Regions from separate parts of the Homo sapiens genome. Here region 1 is linked to region 2. Evidence: read pairs that join two places in POLR2A ChIA-PET (ENCODE). Cell type or tissue: HepG2. All regions are shown on one strand. Links, peaks and the distances in the headings refer to the core of each region. The heading gives the core; the rest is flanking DNA.

What was found. Peaks named below come from ENCODE experiments on the same cell type or tissue, not always from the same donor. Only the 100,000 strongest peaks of a DNase experiment are listed, where the experiment ranks them.
Region 1: POLR2A ChIA-PET joins it to region 2 with 8 read pairs; 11 of 35 experiments call an interaction of 5 or more read pairs at or near these places.

What each region holds. Positions count from the first base shown.
Region 1 is chr11:64,884,446-64,887,366 of GRCh38, reverse strand. No RefSeq gene overlaps it. Among named protein-coding and RNA genes, the nearest start is that of MIR192, 5.3 kb to the left of the region's middle. In HepG2, for the core only: no CTCF peak of the experiment used is centred there; DNase peaks (open chromatin) are centred at 1,158 and 1,586.
Region 2 is chr11:65,023,448-65,026,368 of GRCh38, reverse strand. The region is part of intron 3 of ARL2-SNX15 (ARL2-SNX15 readthrough (NMD candidate)); the gene reads right to left. It also overlaps the pseudogene EEF1A1P18. Among named protein-coding and RNA genes, the nearest start is that of SNX15, 2.5 kb to the left of the region's middle. In HepG2, for the core only: no CTCF peak of the experiment used is centred there; a DNase peak (open chromatin) is centred at 1,788; H3K4me3 peaks cover 420 bases.

The sequences.
Region 1 (2,921 bases), core at 110-2,609, 140 kb after region 2:
TAACACTGGACCAGGCCACATGGTGTGCCTAATAAAGGACAGCTGGGTACAGGCCTTTTTTTGATTTTGTTTTTCTTTTTTTTTTTGAGACGGAGTCTCATTCTGTTGCCCAGGAATGCAGTGGCTTGATCTCAGCTCACTGCAAGCTCTGCCTCCCGGGTTCAAACGATTCTCCCGCCTCAGCCTCCCGAGTAGCGGGGATTACAGGCACCCACCACCATGCCCAGCTAATTTTTGTATTTTAGTAGAGATGGGGTTTCACCATGTTGGCCAGGCTGGTCTTGAGCTCCTAATCCCAGGGGATCTGCCCACCTCGGCCTCTCAAAGTTCTGAGATTACAGGCGTGAGCCACCGTGCCCGGCTGTCTTTCTGTTTTTCTTTTTGACAATGATGACAGCTTCAGAAAAGTTGCAAGAAAAGTACGAACAACATCCATATACTGTTTATTTTGATTCATTGACAGTTAACACTTTGCAATTATATATATATACACATATTTATATATATACATATATATACACATATTTATATATATACATATATATACACATATTTATATATATACATATATATACACATATTTATATATATATACATATATATATATACACATATTTATATATATATACATATATATACACATATTTATATATATATATACATATATATACATATTTATATATATATATATACACATATATATATATTTTTTGAGACGGAGTTTCTCTCTTATTGCCCAGGCTGGAGTGCAATAGCGCTCACTGCAACCTCCGCCTCCCAGGTTCAAGCAATTCTCCTGCCTCAGCCTCCCGAGTAGCTGGGATTACAGGCATGCGCCACCACACCTGGCTAATTTTTGTATTTTTAGTAGAGACGGGGTTTCTCCATGTTGGTCAGGGTGTTCTCGAACTCCCGACCTCAGGTGATCTGCCCGCCTCGGCCTCCCAAAGTGCTGGGATTACAGGCATGAGCCACCATACCCGGCCTGCAATAATATTTGCTCCCTTTTCTCTCTCTCTCTCTGTCTGGCACCCACATACACACATACACACACACATATTTTCTGAACCACGGGAGAGTAAGTTACATAAGTCCTAGCCCTTTACCCTTAAATATTTCAACATGTATCTCCTAAGAAAAATGACATTTCTTACGCAACCACAAGACAAGTACCAAATTCAGGCCTGATGACAGTGATGCAATGCTATTATCTAACGTACAGTCCACTTTCAAATGTCTCTGATTGTCCCAGTCTGCCAGGACCACGCTTCACATCTGGTGTCAGCTCTCCTCAGTCTTCTTTAATCCAGAACCATCCTCAGCCTTTCTTTGTTTTTCAAGACCTTGATATTTTTGAAGAGTCTAGATCAGTTGTTTTGTAGAGTGTTTCTCATCTTTTTCTCTCCATTTCCCCCCAATTAAACAAGTCAAGTACATCCATTATATACATTTGGACAACATAGAAAAGTAAATAAAAATTGCCCCAGTTCCTACGATGCAGGGATAACCCCGTAGACACTTCCTGTAATCACTGAGTAAGCTGACTCACTTGTTCTACGCACTCTGTGCACATGAACTCATGTCATCCTAGGAGGCGGGTGCTTTTGTTATCTCTTGAGTGCCTTGCTAAAGATCATATGGTCTGTAGGATTTGATCCTGAACAGTCTGCTCCAAAGCCCATGCACTTGGCCTTTATGCTATACTGCTTCTCAATAATGGCCAGCCACGTGCGTGTGGCGTGCGCGCGCTCATCAGGATGCCTCAGCTTCTGCCCTATTGGCATTTCGGGCAGGGTAATTCTCTGCTGTGGGAGTGCCCTGTGTGTTGTAGGATGGTCAGCAGCAGCCTTGTCCTCTGCCTAGTAGATGCCAGCAACAATCCCCAAAATAATCATACCAAGAATGTCCCCGGGGGAGCAAAATCACACCCAGCTGAGAATCACTGTGTGGGGTGTGTGTGTGTATGTGTGTGTGTGTAGCCAGGTGATGCTGTATTCCCTTCTGAAATCTATCCCAGTGATTGGTACTCCATGGTCACTTTTGGGTCCTTCCATTTTCTTCTCTGGTCCCATGTCTAGTGGCTGCCAGGTGTTGCCTGTGAAGGGACTCGTGGATCGACAAAAAGACAAATCTATTGCAGTAGCTACCTTCTACTGCTACACAACAAAGTGCCACAAACTTTGTGGTTTAGAACCGCCCCCATTTATGAGCTCCTGGTTCTGTAGGTTGGAAGTCTGGGCCCAGCATGACTGAGTTCTGTTCTCAGAGTGTCAGATGCTGAAGGAAGGTGGCAGCCAGGCTGCCCTATCACCGGGAGGCAGGGGAAGGAATCTGTCTCCAAGCTCATTCTTGTTGGCAGAATCCGGTTCCTTGCATCCATAGGACTGAGGTCCCCGTTTCCTTGCTGGTGGTCTGCTGGGGCCCCTCTCAGCTCCTAGAGGTCACCCACATTCCTTTCCACATGGTGTCCCCCAGGCTGGAGTGCAGTAGCACAATCATGGCTCGAAGCAGCCTCAACCTCCCTGGCTCAGGTGATCCTCCCACCTCAGCCTCCTGAGTAGCCGGGACTACAGGTGCATGCCACCACACCCAGCTAATATTTTGTATTTTGGGTAGAGATGGGATTTTGCCATGTTACCCAGGCTAGTCTTGAACTCCTGGGCTCAAGTGACCCACCCCCTCAGTCTCCTAAAGTGCTGGGATCACAGGTGTAAGCCACTGTCCAGCCAGCTCTGCTTTCAGAGGGCTCAGTGAGCTGGGGGGCCCACTGGGATTATCTCCCTTTGTACAGTGGACTGCACCATCTAACACCGCATGTCATGGAGTAAGTCACCAGATCCGCATTCCCAGCATTACACTGGATATGTACACCAGGGGTGGGGGATCTTGCAGACATCCTGAAATTCTGCTTAATGATGACC
Region 2 (2,921 bases), core at 241-2,740:
GTGGTATCACCACTGATACCTCCCTGCTGGCAATTGAGACCAGCAAGTACTATGTGACCATCCTCAATGGCCCAGGATGCAGAGACTTTATCAAAAACCTGACCTCAGGCTAATTGTGCTGTCCTGATTGTTGCTGCTGGTGTTGATGAATTTGAAGCTGGTAATTCCAAGAATGGGCAGACGCGTGAGCACACCCTTCTGTCTTACACGCTGGGTGTGAAACTAATTGTTGGTGTTAACAAAATGGATCCCAATGAGCCACCCTAAAGAGGAGAGATGGGGGCCGGGCGTGGTGGCTCACGCCTGTAATCCCAGCAGTTTGGGAGGCAGAGGTGGGTGGATTAGGAAGTCAGGAGTTCAAGACCAGCCTGACCAAGATGGTGAAACCCCGTCTCTACTAAAAATACAAAAATTAGCTGGGCATGGTGGCGGGTGCCTGTAATCCCAGCTACTTGGGAGGCTGAGGCAGAGAATTGCCTGAAACCAGGAGGCAGAGGTTGCAGTGAGCTGAGATCGTGCCACTGCACTCCAGCCTGGGAGACAGAGGACAGAGTGAGACTCCGTCTCAAAAAAAAAAAAAAAAAAAAAAGGAGAGATGGGAGAAATCATTAAGGAAATCAGCACCTACATTAAGAAATTGGCTACAACTCTGACATAGTAGTATTTGTGCCAATATCTGGTTGGAGTGGTCACAACAGGCGGGAGCCAAGAGCTCACATGCCTTGGCTCAAGGGATGGAAAGTCACCTGTAAAGATGGCGATGCTGTGGAACCACGCTGCTCGGAAGCTCTAGATCACATCCTACCACCAACTCACAAGCTCTTGGTTCTGCCCCTCCAGACGTCCACAAAATTGGTGGTATTGGTACTGTCAGTGTGGGCCACGTGGAGACTGGTGTTCCCAAACCTGGCATGGGTTTTGAGACCTTTGCTCCAGTCAGTGTTAGAATTGAAGCAAAAATCTGTTGAAATGCAGCATGAAGTTGGTAGGCTTACATACAACACATAGTATTTACTGCAGAGGAAGCATTGTGAATAGCCACTCTTGTTCCTGGAATTCAGGTGTACAGGTGCGGTGCCTTGGTCTTCAGAAAGAAGCAAAGCCTGGCATGGGGCTCATGCCTGTAATCCCAGCACTTTGGGAAGCCAAGGCGGGAGGATCACTTGAGGCCAGGAGTTCAAGACCAGCCTGGGCAACAGGCTGCCTCTGATTTCATGAGAAATTTAAAAATTAGCTGGGGGCCAGGTGCAGTGGCTCATGCCTGTAATCCCAGCACTTTGGGAGGCCAAGTCGGGCGGATTACTTGATATCAGGAGTTCAAGACCAGCCTGGCCAACATGATGAAACCCCATCTCTACTAAAAATACAAAAATTAGCCAGGTGTGGTGTCGGGTGCCTATAATCCCAGCTACTCGGGAGAATGGGGCAGGAGAGTTGCTTGAACCCGGCAGGCAGAGATTGCACTTAACCTTCTGGAGGAAATGTCATCCAGGAGCCAGTCAATGCCAGGCAGTGGGTTCTCCCCAGCAGTGGGGCTGCAGCCCTTGACGTACCAGTGGTGGCTGCAGAGAGTCCAGATGCAGGGCTTGGGAGAACAAAGGTGCTGGTGGTGGCCAGTGACCGCAGACCCTTCCCTCCCTGCTCAAGGGTCAGCCCATCCAGGAAGCCTCCCCGGCCCCTGGGAGAGCTTATCTGTTCCCCGGGGCACCTGAGCTCTCTGTACAGTGCCACGCCAGTGCCACCCCTTAGTGTCCCATATAAGAGAGGATCCTGATAGGCGGCACTGCATAGGGCTGTCCCTAACTGTATTGCTGAATGGAATGGGTAGTACTTAGAACAGTGTAGGGAAAAGAGAGATCAGACTGTTACTGTATCTATGTAGAAAGGGAAGATAGAAGAAATTTCATCTTGACCTGTACCCTGAACAATTGCTTTGCCCTGAGATGCTGTTAATCTGTAACTTTGCCCCAGCCACTTTGCCCCAACCCCTTTGCCCCAACCTTGAGCTCACAAAAACATGTGTTGTATGGAATGAAGGTGTTTTTTTTTTTTTTTTTTGAGATGGAGTCTCGCTCTGTCGCCCAGGCTGGAGTGCAGTGGCGCCATCTCGGCTCACTGCAAGCTCCGCCTCCTGGGTTCATGCCATTCTCCTGCCTCAGCCTCCCGAGTAGCTGGGACTATAGGCGCCCACCACCACACCTGGCTAATTTTTTGTATTTTTAGTAGAGACGGGGTTTCACCGTGTTAGCCAGGATGGTCTCAATCTCCTGACCTCATGATTCGCCTGCCTCGGCCTCCCAAAGTGCTGAGATTACAGGCGTGAGCCACCACGCCCGGCCTTGGAATCAAGGTTTAAGGTCTAGGGCTGTGCAGGACGTGCCTTGTTAACAAAATGTTTACAGGCAGTATGCTTGGTAAAAGTCATCGCCATTCTCTAGTCTCAATAAACCAGGGGCACAATGCACTGTGGAAAGCTGCAGGGACCTCTGTCCTGGAAAGCCGGATATTGTCCAAGGTTTCTCCCCATGTGAGAGTCTGAAATATGGCCTCGTGGGATGAGAAAGACCTGACCGTCCCCCAGCCCGATACCCATAAAGGGTCTGTGCTGACGTGGGTTAGTAAAAGAGGAAAGCCTCTTGCACTTGAGATAGAGGAAGGCCACTATCTCCTGCCTGCACCTGGGAACTGAATGTCTCGGTATAAAACCAGATTGTACATTTGTTCAATTCTGAGATAGGAGAAAAACCGCCCTATGGTGGGAGGCAAGACATGTTGGCAGCAATGCTGCCTTGTTATTCTTTATTCCACTGAGATGTTTGGGCAGAGAGAAACATAAATCTGGCCTACGTGCACATCCAGGCATAGTACCTCCCCTTGAACTTAATTATGACACAGATTCTTTTGCTCACGTTTTTTTGCTG